Linked DNA regions of Homo sapiens: region 2 is linked to region 1. A link is a contact called in ENCODE Hi-C or POLR2A ChIA-PET data. All regions are on one chromosome and are shown on one strand. Each heading gives the region's core, a stretch centred on a gene start or an enhancer-like site at or near the end of the contact. The rest is flanking DNA. Distances are from core to core; before and after follow the strand shown. Region 1 holds the start of MRPL9 (mitochondrial ribosomal protein L9). Region 2 overlaps LOC124904421 (a long non-coding RNA gene).

What was found. Hi-C counts contacts between places; a loop is a spot of excess contacts on that map. ChIA-PET counts read pairs that join two places held with the same protein, here RNA polymerase II (POLR2A). Pooled maps may share reads with other maps.
Region 2: a loop to region 1 is called in a pooled map, with 3 times the contacts of the local background. The contact joins the enhancer-like site here to the promoter of MRPL9 in region 1. A Hi-C loop is called at or near these places in 2 of 50 pooled maps. POLR2A ChIA-PET finds 5 or more read pairs at or near these places in 4 of 52 experiments (A549, CD8-positive, alpha-beta T cell, H1 and 1 more).

The regions. Positions count from the first base shown.
Region 1 is chr1:151,758,917-151,765,545 of GRCh38, forward strand. It overlaps MRPL9 (mitochondrial ribosomal protein L9), which reads right to left and starts at 4,580. Exons shown (of 7, transcript NM_031420.4): 1 at 4,411-4,580; 2 at 4,074-4,230; 3 at 3,460-3,584; 4 at 3,189-3,239; 5 at 2,535-2,636; 6 at 1,900-1,983; 7 at 731-1,265. The coding sequence starts at 4,563. The coding sequence ends at 1,134. It also overlaps a transcript of OAZ3 not described here. RefSeq lists an enhancer at 4,351-4,730.
Region 2 is chr1:151,918,872-151,925,935 of GRCh38, forward strand. LOC124904421 (a long non-coding RNA gene) reads right to left here. Exons shown (of 3, transcript XR_007066624.1): 2 at 5,089-5,173; 3 at 3,407-3,681. Among named protein-coding and RNA genes, the nearest start is that of THEM4, 13 kb to the left of the region's middle. RefSeq lists a silencer at 2,922-3,216. Within about 2 kb of position 1,405, at least 4 of the 41 ENCODE cell types and tissues checked have a DNase peak (open chromatin) inside an H3K27ac peak, as active enhancers do.

The sequences.
Region 1 (6,629 bases), core at 3,330-5,829:
GGAGGCCGAGGAGGGTGGATCATGAGGTCAGGAGTTTGAGACCATCCTGGTCAATATGGTGAAACCCCATCTCTACTAAAAATATAAAAAATTAGCCGGGTGCTGTGGCACATGCCTGTAGTCCCAGCTACTCGGGAGGCTGAGGCAGGAGAATCACTTGAACCAGGGAGGCGGAGGTGCAGTGAGCTGAGATTATGCCACTGCACTCCAGCCTGGGTGACAGAGCAAGACTCTGTCTCAAAAAAAAAAAAAAAAAAGAAAAAGAAAAAGGAAAAAACTATCTACTTTCGTTTATCTCCCATCAAGACATCCATTCATCCATTCCAGAGTTACCTTTTGACTAGCTCCCTATCTTAATCTTGGTCTAGAAAATTAAGGTAACTTCTTTTTCAGAATTTCAGGAGCTGGTTCAAGGAAAAAAGTTCCCTTTTTAAGCTTCTTTCATCCCAGCTTTCCAACAATTACCCTTAGGCCTTACTCAGGTCTTAGAGAAGCAGAATCCATTGTGCTTATTCACATTGATGACTACATCAATGTATCTAAGAAGAGTAAGTGTTAAGACCAAACACATCATCAACTTGTTCAGCACAATTTGTTCATACCACAGTAACTGTGGGATGCAGTCTAAGATATTCTCTTCTTTCCTTTTTAGCAGCAAACCTCTGTGACTCAAGGAAATCTCAGTTGGATGTCCTGTCTCATCTACTCAAGACCAGTAAGCAACACTTACTTAAAAAGAACATATTCTCTTTATTTCTGCTTGGGATACAAATGTTCAGTTTGGATGATGAGAATGAGGCAAGTACTGGAGACAATGGCTGGCTCTCCTGTTTGTCCCAATAAACTCCAATGGAGGAAGAAGCTAAACAGGTTTTGGATGGTTTCGGTCTACTGCATCTAGCTTATCAAATCTACAGCCTGGTACTTCTGGAACAGGACTTCCCTGCCCCAGTGATGACAGTTAAAGATGGCAAAAATGAAGAATTCAACATGTATACGCAGTGCAGTCTGATGTCTTCAGATGTTCTCTAAAATTCTGTATTTGGTCAGAGCTGGGAGTGAGATCAGGGTGCTTGCACATTTCTGCTCCACTGCTCCCGATTCTGCTTTGCTGCCTTGGAGGGAGAGTAGATTTAGATCTGGGGGCTGGTGGGGGCCATAGCCTTGGCAGCTTGCTGGGCTAACCAGTACTTATATCTTTTGGTCTTGGGCTTCTCAAAGTTCACGACAGACATAGGCACTCTCACAGTATCAAGCCCATTTACCTGCACACAAAACAATGGGAATTCTCAGAGATCAGTCAGGTAAGTAAGATTTAGCACCACCTAATCCCAGCTTTTCACCCTGACTTTTCTCCCAGTCAGAAAAAGGAGAGCTAGGGCTGGGCACAGTGGCTTATGCCTGTAATCCCAGCACTTTGGGAGGCTGAGGCAGGTGGATCACCTGAGGTCAGGAGTTTGAGACCAGCCTGGCCAACATGGGGAAACCCTGTCTCTACTAAAATACAAAAATTAGCCAGGCACGGTGGCGTGTGCCTGTAATCCCAGCTACTAGGGGGACTGAGGCAGAAGGATCGCTTGAACCTGGGAGGTGGAGGTTGCAGTGAGCTGAGATCGTGCCACTGCACTCCAGTCTGGGCAACAGAGTGAGACTCCAGCTCAAAAAAAAAAAAAAAAAAAAAAAAATTAGAAAAAAGGGAGAGGTAGGTGCTAGGTGCGGTGGCTAACGCCTGTAGTCCTAGCTACTTGGGAGGCTGAGGTGGGAGGATCGCTTGAACCCAGGAGTTTGAATCCAGCCTGGGCAATGAAACAAAACCCTGTCTTTAAGAGAAAGGAAAAAAAGGAAAAAGTGGGGGAAAAGGAGAAAGAAAAGAAAAAAGAAAGTATGCAAAACACTCACCGTCACCTCACACCAATACTCGCCCCACCGTGTGATAGGCTCTTCTGGTAACTTTAATGTATGTGGGGCAACCACAACACCAAGCTGCAAAAAAAAAAAAAAAAAAAAAAATCTCAGCTCAAATGAACTCTGTTTTCATGACTGCCACTCTAGGGAACCTCATAAAGAGGGTTACAGGATTCCCTGCACAGGGATGAATAAAACTGGGGTGTCTACTCTGGCTGATTCCATGGGAGAGAAGGGCATACACCTTCATAGACGGTAGTAGAGAAATTCAATTCTGATTTCTCAGAAAGGGAGGTAGATTCACAAAGAGAAACAGGGCTTGAGGCCAAAACCACTTCATCCACAAAAGTAACAATTCTCCAGTGAGTCACAAATCCCCAGCATTTCCCTAGGTAGACAGGAAATAAATGGAAACCACCACCTTTTCCTATCAGTCTTCAAATTCTATGTGACCATCCTTAGTCCTTAGCCATTTCCTTCCCATATTCCTGCAAACTAACCAAGAATACTTTCCTTAACTACAACTGGATGATCACACCCCTTCCTAACAAAGGGATCAATCCCAGGCCTCCTTTCCAGAGGCAGCTTCCACCTCAGGGGTAGAGTGGTTTTTGGGAACACTCACTCACATTCTTAAAGAAGTGGCGGGCAACTATTTCAGGGTTCAGCTCCCATTTGACATTGTTCTTCATCCCTACCTCCAGGCGACAGCTTTTTAGAAATTTCACTGTCTGAAAGGAATTATGAGTTTGAGTCAAAGGAGAGGAAACATGTCAGGGTCACAGGGTATGCAAGCCAAGCAAGATGGCTCATGCCTGTAATCCCAGCACTTTGGGAGGCCAAGGTGGGTCTCCCAAAGTGGGTCACTTCAGCCCAGGAGTTTGAAACCAGCCTGGCCAACATGGCGAAACCCTGTCTCTACCAAAAATACAACAGTTAGCCGGGCATGGTGGCGGGTGCCTGTACTGATTATCTTCTCATGTGTCCATGTTCTCTCCAACTTGTACGTAAATATCCTTGAAGGCAGAGCCCTCATCTCAGACTATTCCATGGGTTCCCTGATTCCCAGATTGGGACCTCCCTTGGTACTTTAAGGCACTTCACCCAACACATCAGGGATCTCCCAAGAGGTCTCCATACCTGTTTTGTGGGGCAGCCACAACACTTCCCCTTTCTCCCACTCTTGGGTCTGCAATCAGGAGACCTCAAGGGAATCAGGGAGACTCTCAGGGTGAGGTTGGTAAGTCTTGTGACAAATAAACACTTTTTATGTTTCTACTCACCGCCTCACCTGCCTTGGTCTGGATCTTCTCTAATTTTCCTTCTTGTCTCAGCTAGAAAAGAAAGTTAAAGATGAAAAGCAGTAAAAGAAAAATGAGCCCATGTTAAATAGCATCAAACTATTCCTATGTTGGACATTGGCTGGGCTTCTGCATTCCTGTTCTTCTAGTTCCTATTTCATTTTCAAGTTAAGTTAAATGTCAAAGGGAAGGAAGCTGCAAGAGAAAAGAAGTTTTATCTCCCCAAGTCTCTCTGTCCTTCCTTTGAGCTCACCAATTTCTCCTCTTCAAACAGCTTCTTGTTTTCAGGGGATGCATATACAGCCAGTCCCTGAGGAAGGAGTCGATTCCGGCCTAAAGATTTCTTCACTGAGACCAGGTCACCCCGGACTCCAACATCTGTCAATTAGAACAGAGACAGGGGAATTAGAACCATCTAGGAGTCCCTAAAGAAAAGATGTCAAAAAGAGAAGCACCTCTTAGTTTCTCACAGTGCTTATTTTTCCTAAAAGAAATGCTAATTCATATTCACTAGGAACAAGATTTAAGAGACTGCTAATTAGTTTCTTTAGAACTTGATGTATAAATTTAATATCCCCTGTATAGAGGGAGTTGTCGTCCCATGGAGGATTTCAGTATCTGTGGCACAAATTGTCAGGCTCCTCTCCCCACACACTGTTAATGATGTTGCTGCCTTTATGTTTTAATTTTCAATGCTGGAGGCCAGTGTCACAATCACAATAGTTTTTATGGCTTCCTCTTCTCACATATAGAGTTGGATTGTTTCCACAAAGAAAAAGCAAGGCAAATAGTTGAGGGGGACGGGCTAGAAAAAGCTGATGCCAAACCGGACCAGCCTGAGAGGAAGCGCCTCGGCCCGGGCCTTACTCTCCACCGACTGCGTCAGGATGAGCTCCAGGTTTTCTTTGGGCCGATGCTTCGTGTCCTCCACCAGCTTATAGACGCGATGTCGCCGGTGCAGGCGCGGCTTCCGGCCCTCCCCGGCCAGCGGTACCTTCCACCAGCGCTCCACGATGACCGTGCCCTGGCGGCCAGGAAAGCGACGGTAAGCTAGTCTCCACAAGGAACACCCTCTCCCTCCACCACGGCCGCCAGCCCCTCAAGGAAAGCCCGCCACCCCCACATCGGCCCCCTCCAGGTCCCAGTGCGCCTCCAGAAACAATACTCGAGCGTATCTACCCCCTACCCCAGACTCAGCCCTCACCCGATTTTGAGAAAGGCTGAAGTTGCAGGCCAGGTCAGGGGCGTTCCCTTCATGTCGCGGCCGCAGTAGCTCCTGGACGCCTCCCCGAAGCAGCCGTCCAGCGCCCGCCCGCAGCAGAGCTCTGCCCGGGGCCGTGACAACGGGCGCCGCCATGTTCACAGGCACAGAATGAGACCTGAGGGAGGACCCCGGCGTCGGCGGCAGGAAAGGCCCCCGCCAGTGCTGCCTGCGGCGCGCCGGTACGGCTGAGCGAAAGTATGGGGAGCGGGCCGGGGAACAGATGGCACCGCGGCTTGCCTATTTTTGCTTTTTGGCAGAGGTGACGGACGCCTAGAATTACTGACTGATAATGGAATGAGTGTTAGGTGGACTGACGCCGGAAAAGACGCTCTTCCTCTTGAAAGTGTGGGCTTTGCTGTAGCTCCAGTTGCTGGGCTAACTTTTAATTCTAACGTTCTGTGATGACTGGATACTGACCGGAGAATGAATGATGCTCTCACTTTTCCTTACTTCAAATCTACCTAAAAGTGGTAAAGGATGGGATCCCTTGGAAAACTCTGCCAGCTCCAGGAGGAGCCTGACCCTTAATCATTATACTGCAGTATTTAAGCTAATAAAGGAGAATTCTAAATCACAAGCTATGTAAACCGTAGAAAAAAAAGCAACTATGGTAAGGCCGCGACAGTTCCCTCTGGGGAGGGTCTCAGTACTGGACAGAAGACCATAAAAACTGGATGAAAGAAGGTCCATTTGGCAGAGATTATGGAAAGACTGGCCCTTAAACATACTGACCAGTCCTCCTTCCTCCTAAATACACTACTTGGCCTCCTGGACACCGGTCTTCTTCAGTCTCGTTTGCTGATTTCTCCTTTTCTCCCCGCTTCTTAGAATGCCCTCGGGACTCCGTTTTTGAACCTTTACTCTTCTCAGTATACACTCACTGTTGATCTCATCCAGTCTCGTGGCTTACAATACCATTTATAAGCCAATGACTCCCAAATTTCTAGTTCCATCCTAGACATCTCCCAAACTCGTCTCAAATATTCAACTGTTTATTCGTCATTTTCCTCTTACGTATCCAAAGGACACCTCAAAGTTAACTGTCCCAAACTAATTTATTTATTCCCCCCTCGCCCCCAAAACTGCCCCATCTGCAGCCTTTTTCCTCTCAGTTGACAGAAACTCCATTCTTTCCATTCTAACTCTTTTCTCTCATACTCCATCAGGAAATCCTGTGGGTTCTACCTTTAAATTACAGATAGTCCCTGACTTGGATTTACAATTTTTGAGTTTGTGATGGTGTGAAAGTGATGTGCACTCAGTAGGACATCAATAAGTTACATGAAATATTCAACACTTTATTATAAAATAGGCTTTGTGTTAGATGATTTTACCCAACTGTCGGATAAGTTGTCTGAGCATGTTTAAGATAGGCTAGGCTAAGCTATGGTGTTTGGTAGGTGTATTATATGCATTTTCAACTTATGATACTTTCAACATACGATGGGTTTATCAGGACATAACCCTATTTTAAGTCAAGGAGCACTTGTATTTCCAGAATCCAGCCACTTGTCACCACCTCCAATGCTCTACCTTGGAATAAGACACTACTTTCTCCTGGATTACTGCAATAGTCCCCTAAAAGATATCCCTTAATTCTCTACAGTTTATAATTCTATGTAGCTTATTTATAGCAGCCAGAATGATCTTTTTAAAGCATAAGTCAGATCATGTCATTCTTCCACCCAAAACTTTGTAATGACTTCCTCCTTTACTCAAGGTAAAAGAAAAAGGCCATCAGATGGTCTACAAGGCCATACATACTCTGACCCCATTAGCTCCTCTCTAATTTACACTGCTCCACCCACAGTGGCCTCCTTGTTTCTTGAAAACACCAGGCACGTTTCCTGCTCAGGGCTTTTGCACTGGCTGCTTTTGCGTTGGATGCTCTTATCCTCAGATGCTGGCTTGGTTAACAACCTCACATCCTCCAAGTGTTTAATTAAATGTCAGTTTTTTTCAGTGAGAGATCACCCTATTTCTTACTGTAACCCTGACCCATCCCCTTCACATTCCTTATCTTCCTTTATCTTGCTCTATTCCCCCCACCCCATAGCAGTTACCTTCTAACATACTAAACAATTTACTATGTTTATTTTCTAGGTTTGTCCTCTCACTTTTAGAAGATACGTTCCATAGGGCAGGGATTTGTTTTGTTC
Region 2 (7,064 bases), core at 155-2,654, 160 kb after region 1:
CTCATCTAAGTTTAATTCCTATATCTCTGGAAATTTGTTTCTTCATGGAATCACCTACTTTCTTATTAAATTTGGGAACATTTGCCCTTTGGACTCTCTTCTCACATTGTGTGGCCTTCTGGCAACATTAGCTACTCTTTGCCTAGATTCTGATAGAAAGCTTGGGTTTAAATTTGACTCTGACCCTTCCTGGCTGAGGGACTGGATTTTCCAAATAACAACCAATTCTTCAGTTCTCTGACACCAATGGGGTGTTCTACATTTGAATTAAAATCTGACACTAACTACACCGGGTTAGCACAGACCCCATGTTAACCTTGTGCTTAATCCCACAAGACTGCCCTCACTTCAGACACCACAAATGGGATTCCCAGACTACCTACACTTTTGCCTAACCAACTATTAATTCTGGGGTTCCCATGACCTCTTTCCTCTTTAGTAATTCCCTATGTGACCAGAAAGAAAAAAATAGATGCCACTTTATCAACTAATATGGACCCAAAGGTTAAGGAAACAAAATTACCTATGGGTCAAGGGTTCAGGGCCTGGCTGGCATGGCACATTTTGAAATTCCTATGACTAAACTCCCTAAAAATAGGAGCAATCAGGCCGGGTGCGGTGACTCATACCTGTAACCCCAGCACTCTGGGAGGCCGAGATGGGTGGACCACCTGAGGTCAGGAGTTCAAGATCAGTCTGGCCAATACGGTGAAACCCCATCTCTACTAAAAATACAAAAAATTAGTCAGGTGTGGTGGTGGTTGCCTGTAATTCCAGCTACTTGGGAGGCTGAGGCAGGAGAATCTCTTGAACCCGGGAGGCAGAGGTTGCAGTGAGCTGAGATCGCGCCATTGTACTCCAGCCTGGTCAACAAGAGCAAAACTTTGTCTCAAAAAAATAAAGGAGCAATCACCTCTGATTTACAACCAAGACCACTGCAACTCTGATTGGACACAGGACCAGTCTTACAAACATTCTTTCCTAATAAGCAACTACAGACCTCAAGCCAGTTTTAGCCAGCTTATAGAGGCTGCACACAAACCATCTTTGTGTCCTACAGCTCACCTTTTGACATAAAGGCCAACTTCTACTTCATTTTCATTCTAAAATTCTGCCCCAAAGTGAACATAGGATTTATGTAACTATGTTTACCCATTAAACATATATGGGGCTCCCCTCATAAATATGTATAGCCTTTCTCTCAAACTTGCTGAATATCTATCTATTATACTGGTCCTGTGAGGCATAAAATCCAACATATTCTTTCCCTTTGTTAAATGAAGTTTAGCCTAAAGCTACATATTTTAAGTTCTGCCTAAAGGTTTCTCTGTACATAGTGAACAGTAAGCTAAATGGAAGTGTAAACAGACTGCAATCTACTCTTGTGCCAGCCACTGAGTTTTGGTCAATCAAATGGGGAAGCTGTTCAAATTGTGTTCAAATAAGGCAATCGCCAAGTTATAACCAACCCACCTGTTTCTGTACCTCACTTCCGTTTTCTGTATGTCACTTTCCTTTTTCTGTTCATAAATCTTCCACCACTTGGCTGCACTGGAGTCTCTCTGAGTCTATTCCAGCTCAGGGGCTGCCTGATTAATGAATCGTTCTTTGCTCCATTAAACTCTGATAAATTTAATTTGTCTAAGGTTTTTCTTTTAACACCTTGGAAAAGAGTGTTTTCTTTTAACACCTTGGAAGAGAGAGCACCTTTGGTCCACACTGGAGCCTCTCTCCTGGCTTGCAAACTGATATCACCAATAAAATTCTCCTTTCTACTATTTAGCCATTCTCATGGTCTTTTGGATGACACCTAAAATGATTCACAGAGCTCAGGAAACACTATACTTATGGTAACAGTTTTATTATAAAGAATACAACTCCAGAACACCCAAATGGAAGAAGAGATGCATGGGGAAAGATATGGCAGGGATGGGGGTGTGGGGTACGGAGAGGGTGACATAACTTCCATGCCCTCTCTGGGCATGCCACCCTTCCAGTACATCAAGTTCACCAACTTAGAAGCTCCCCATGTTATAGAACCGAGCTGGGGTCCACTAGCCCAGTGCAGTAAGAGCAGATATCCACACCGAGGTTTTGCAGCTATGGAAAGGAAGGCATTTGTTTGCAAGGCACCAGACAGCTGGTGCTTAAATCCTGACCCCCTGATGGCTTGCAGGTAATGGTTTTTATTTTTATTTATTTATTTTTTTTTGAGACGGAGTCTCGCTCTGTCCCCCAGCTGTAGTGCAGTGGCGCGATCTCAGCTCACTTCAAGCTCCGCCTCCTGCGTTCACGCCATTCTCCTGCCTCAGCCACCCAAGTAGATGGGACTACAGGCGCCCGCATCAAGCCCGGCTAATTTTTTGTATTTTTAGTAGAGATGGGGTTTCACCGTGTTAGCCAGGATAATCTCGATCTCCTGACCTCGTGATCCGCCAGCCTCGGCCTCCCACAGGCAAGATCATAAATCAATACATGAAGGCTACACATTGGTTTTGGCCTAAAGTGGCAGGATAACTTGAAGGGGATGGCTTACAGGGTCATAGGTAGACTCAAATATTTTCTGATTTGCAATTGGTTAAGAAAGACAAGCTTTGTTTAAAATTTGGGGTCAGCAGAAAATGTTAGATTTGCTTTGTGGTTGTGACTCCATCCAGGTTCCTCAGGAAGAAATTTAGAACAAAGAATTGAGGCAGGAGCATAGCAGAGGGAACTGGAGGTTGGATAAAGGGTGGAATGAGTAGGAGCAGAAGAAAGATAAAGAGGCAGGTGAGCAAAAGCAGAAGCAAGACAAGAAGCAGAAGTTGAGCAAAACCAGAAGTAAGATACAGAAGTGAGTAAGGAGCCCCATGGTTGGCTAGATCTGGACTAAACCAGTAAGGGGCAGCTCCTAAGAGATGGGCATGCCCGCTAGAGAGAAAATATATCCTTAAAATGACCCCACAATTACCCATGGTGATTAGCTACTTAAGGCTCATGCATATGGGCTGTATATCATGCATGTACTTAAAATTATGGAATGGAAGTGTCACGCAAATGCACAGAGGCCAAGAAACTGAGCAACCCACCTGTCAATCAAAAGGCACATGCTGGCTAGAGATTAGGTAGTTTGGGGAAGAGAAGAAAAAAACAGGCTGGGCTCAGAGGCTCACACCTGTAATCCCAGCACTTTGGGAGGCCGAGGTGGGTGGATCACTTAAGGTCAGGAGTTGAAGACCAGCCTGGCCAATGTCGTGAAACCCTGTCTCTACTGAAAATACAAAAAAAAAAAAAAATTAGCTGGGCATGGCAGCGCACACCTGTAGTCCCAGCTACTCGGGAGGCTGAGGCAGGAGGATCTCTTGAACCTGGGAGGTAGAGGTTGCAGTGAGACGAGATTGTGCCACTGCACTCCAGCCTGGGCGACAGAGCAAGATTCTGTCTAAAAAAAAAAAAATGACCCAAAATACACCAAACTGATCTCATTTTTCAGAGGTCAGCCTGCTCTTCCCTCTCCGAGAGTGTGTTATTGTGCTTGATAAACTTTTTGCTGCTTTGCTGTTTGTGCGTGTCACTTCCACTTCTTTGTTCAGGACACCAACGGCCTGGAACTGTGCAGGACTATCCAGTAACAGAATGGGTGGTCAGAGTTCAGTCTTCAGTGCTCCTGTAACCACCCAGTGGGTTCTCCTTGCCTGCTGCCTAGACAGAGACAGTTTATCAAGACAGGAATTCCAATAGAGAAAGGCTTTAATTTGTGTAGAGCCTCCGTATGGTAGACTGGAGTTTTATTATTACTCAAATCAGTCTCCCCCAAAATTTGGGGATTGCATTTTTTAGGGATAATTTGGTGGGTAGAGGGTTGGGAAGCAGGAATGCTGATTGTTTGGGTGGGAGATGAAACAGGGAATTGAAGCTATCCTCTTGTGCTGAGTCAGTTTCTGGGTTGGGGCCACAAGACCAAATAAGACAGTTTATTGATCTAGGTGGTGCCAGCTGATCCATTGAGTGCAGGGTCTGCAAAATATCTCAAGCATTGGTCTTAGGTTTTATAATAGTGATGTTATCCTGAGGAGCAGTTTGGGGATATTCGGAATCTTGGCAGCCTCCAGTTGCATGACTCCTAAACCATAATTTCTAATCGTGTGGCTGATTTGGTAGTCTTACAAAGGCAGCCTAGTCCCCAGGCAGGAAGGGGATTTTTTTATGGGAAAGGGCTGTTATAATCTTTGTTTCAAAGTGTTAAACTCTAATAAGTTCCTCCCAAAGTTAGTTCAGCCTGTGCCCAGGAATGAACAAGGACAGCTTGGAGGGTAGAGGCAAGATGGAATTGGTTAGGTCAGATCTCTTTCACCATCATAATATTCTGAGTTATAATTTTTGCAAAGTCAGTTTCAGTCCCTCCCTTTGGGTTTCTAAAGGCAGGAGTAAATTTCAGGAGTAAATAAGGTTATAAAACACCTTCTTCTTAAGATGTGGGCTATGAAGATGGGAAAGGGTGATTAATGACCGCTCTAGCTTCTTCCTGCCAACATGGGGCATAATGGGAGTAGGTGTTGACCCTAAGGTAAGAGGAGTGGAACTGCTTTGCAGCTGTTTGCACATGCTCAAGTGCAATGGGGTTTCAAGGCTTGCATGATAAAGGCATTAGTATTCTCATTTATAATTTTAACACAACATTTAAGTGAACAGTGAATTAGAAGGTAAATAATGAGTCCTAGGATAAAGAGTGAAACTCCTGGCTTCAGAAGTCTTTGTATAATTGATCTTAATCTCTGAGGGATCCAGGTAAATAGCTCCAAGAAACAGTCAGACAGGGGTCACTAGCAGAAAGAGATTTAGGTCAGAGGTTGTTAGACCGATTGGGATAGATGGGAAAGAGCATATTTAAATATACCATTCCATACATTTTTAGTCAGTTTCCTAGTCCTGAGACTAGATCAGTTCAGTTAAATAGCTATTTCTCATATCAGGAGAGTGGCATTGCAGATGGGCTAGGCCTCTATATGTGATGAAGGCACACAGATTTTAAATAAGAGGCATTTCTATGGAACAGAAGAAAAATGTTAATGTTGGGCATAACTTATCCAGATGTTAGACTCAAAATACCTTTAGTTGTAGACGAGGAAGCATGGCAATCTGACACATTTTTGTCAACCGTAGGACAAGGAATGAGCTTTAGCTTGCAGGGCCTCTGGAAAAAGGTAGTAAAAATTTCATTGAGTGGAAGTCAGAAAAGTGGAAGAAAAATTTGAAAGCATTAGTTTGGGGGCTCATAGCCCACAAAGAATTCAGAATTTAGTACAAATTGTAGAAAATAATAAAAACTCAAGAACAACAGACAAGACTAGAATCTTTTTGTTGTTGTTGTTTTTTTGAGACAGAGTCTTGCTCTGTCACCAGGCTGGAGTGCAGTGGTGCAATCTCGGCTCACTGCAACCTCCACCTGCCAGGTTCAAGTGATTCTCCTGCCTCAGTCTCCTGAATAGGTGGGACTACAGGCGCCCACCAGCACGCTTGGCTAATTTTTGTATTTTTAGTAGAGACGGGGTTTCACCATGTTGGCCAGGATGGTCTTGATCTCCTGACCTCGTGATCCACCCGACTCGGCCTCCCAAAGTGCTGGGATTACAGGCGTGAGCCACTGCGCCAGGCCCAAGACTAGAATCTTAACAAGTATACTACAGTTCTTTTGAAACACAATTTTTCTCTCTCCAGCACCCCATTTTTTAAAGACAAAATATAGGACAAATTTACTTGCAAAATAAGTCTTAGTTTTAAGACTTATTATGCTTGGCCCAATTATTTGTATAAAGTAGAGCAAGAGTAACTTTTTTGCATATTAGAAATATTTATTCAGAATAATGGCATTAATTGCTTTTAATAGTTTAGAAAAGACCCATCCCCCAAAGATCCAGGGCAGCTCCTCTAAGTAAACACAATATGCTGTAGTAAACTGTATGCATATTTCCACTGAGTAAAGATTATAAGAAGCCTCAGGTCAGGTCTTACCACCAAATTCCAAAACACTTGGAATGCAGGTAGCCAGGGACATTGGCAGGTTTTGTCTTGATAAGCAGATAAGAATGGTAGGAATGCTGGTTGATTATCACCCAATCTGCTTTTTTATACCTGAAGTATTCACAGCAACTTATTTTAAAAAGCTTTAAAAAGTTATACACCTCCATCCCCTACAACCCCCAATCCAGAATGTGGGACAAGGGTGTTGAGCAGTATGATGGACTTGGTCTATTCTTAACATTTTACATTTAATACTTCTAACCGCTGTTTGAGGTGGGTACTGTTATTTCCATTTTACAGATGTTGAAACTGAGGCAGAGAAGAAATTAAGCTAGGAAGCAAGGATCTAAAAACAATGATTTCTGCCTAGGAAGGGTAGGAGGGGTGGAGCTTAGGATTTGAAAACTGAAAGCTGATCTCTTAATTTATTCTGAAACTTGAAAAGAGACTTGGCAGGCAGTGGTTTAAAAAGTTGTTTGTATCAAGATTTTTGCTATAGACAAGTTCCAGGGCTTGAAAGTAACAGTACTTGTAGGCCATGTGTTTGGTCATTGCAGGTCTTGGGATACACATTCTTAAGGTACTTTCCAGTGTCTGGGGAGTTTCTAGTCTCAGTGGATTCTTGAGAAACATGTGCATTAGTTGGGTGCTGAAGACAAACCAAAGTAGGAGACTAACAAGCACTTAAGTGGGGGTTTGACCCCAAATCTGGAACTTTATTGATCAGGGACTATGGCACTATATAAAACTGTGTGCTTTCTTCCTTAGAGGAAATAGCAAGAGACTAGGACTCCCTGGGCTGGATGATCACAAAGCACCTTGTAAAATCAGCAAAGCAGAGCAGACTGTTAGTTATTATACAACAGGTCTACGAGACCATTTACAGTCTTTATTGATTCCACTTAGGGGGCCATTTTGTTGTAGGAATATTACAGTGTAGCAAGAATAATTATTTGCCAAATAGGCTCTTTTTAAAATCGGCTTTGCTGAAACTTTGTTCTATAAGGAATCTCAGATTATACTTTTTAAAGCCTTGAGTCCAGCCTTGGATTTATCTATGCCTG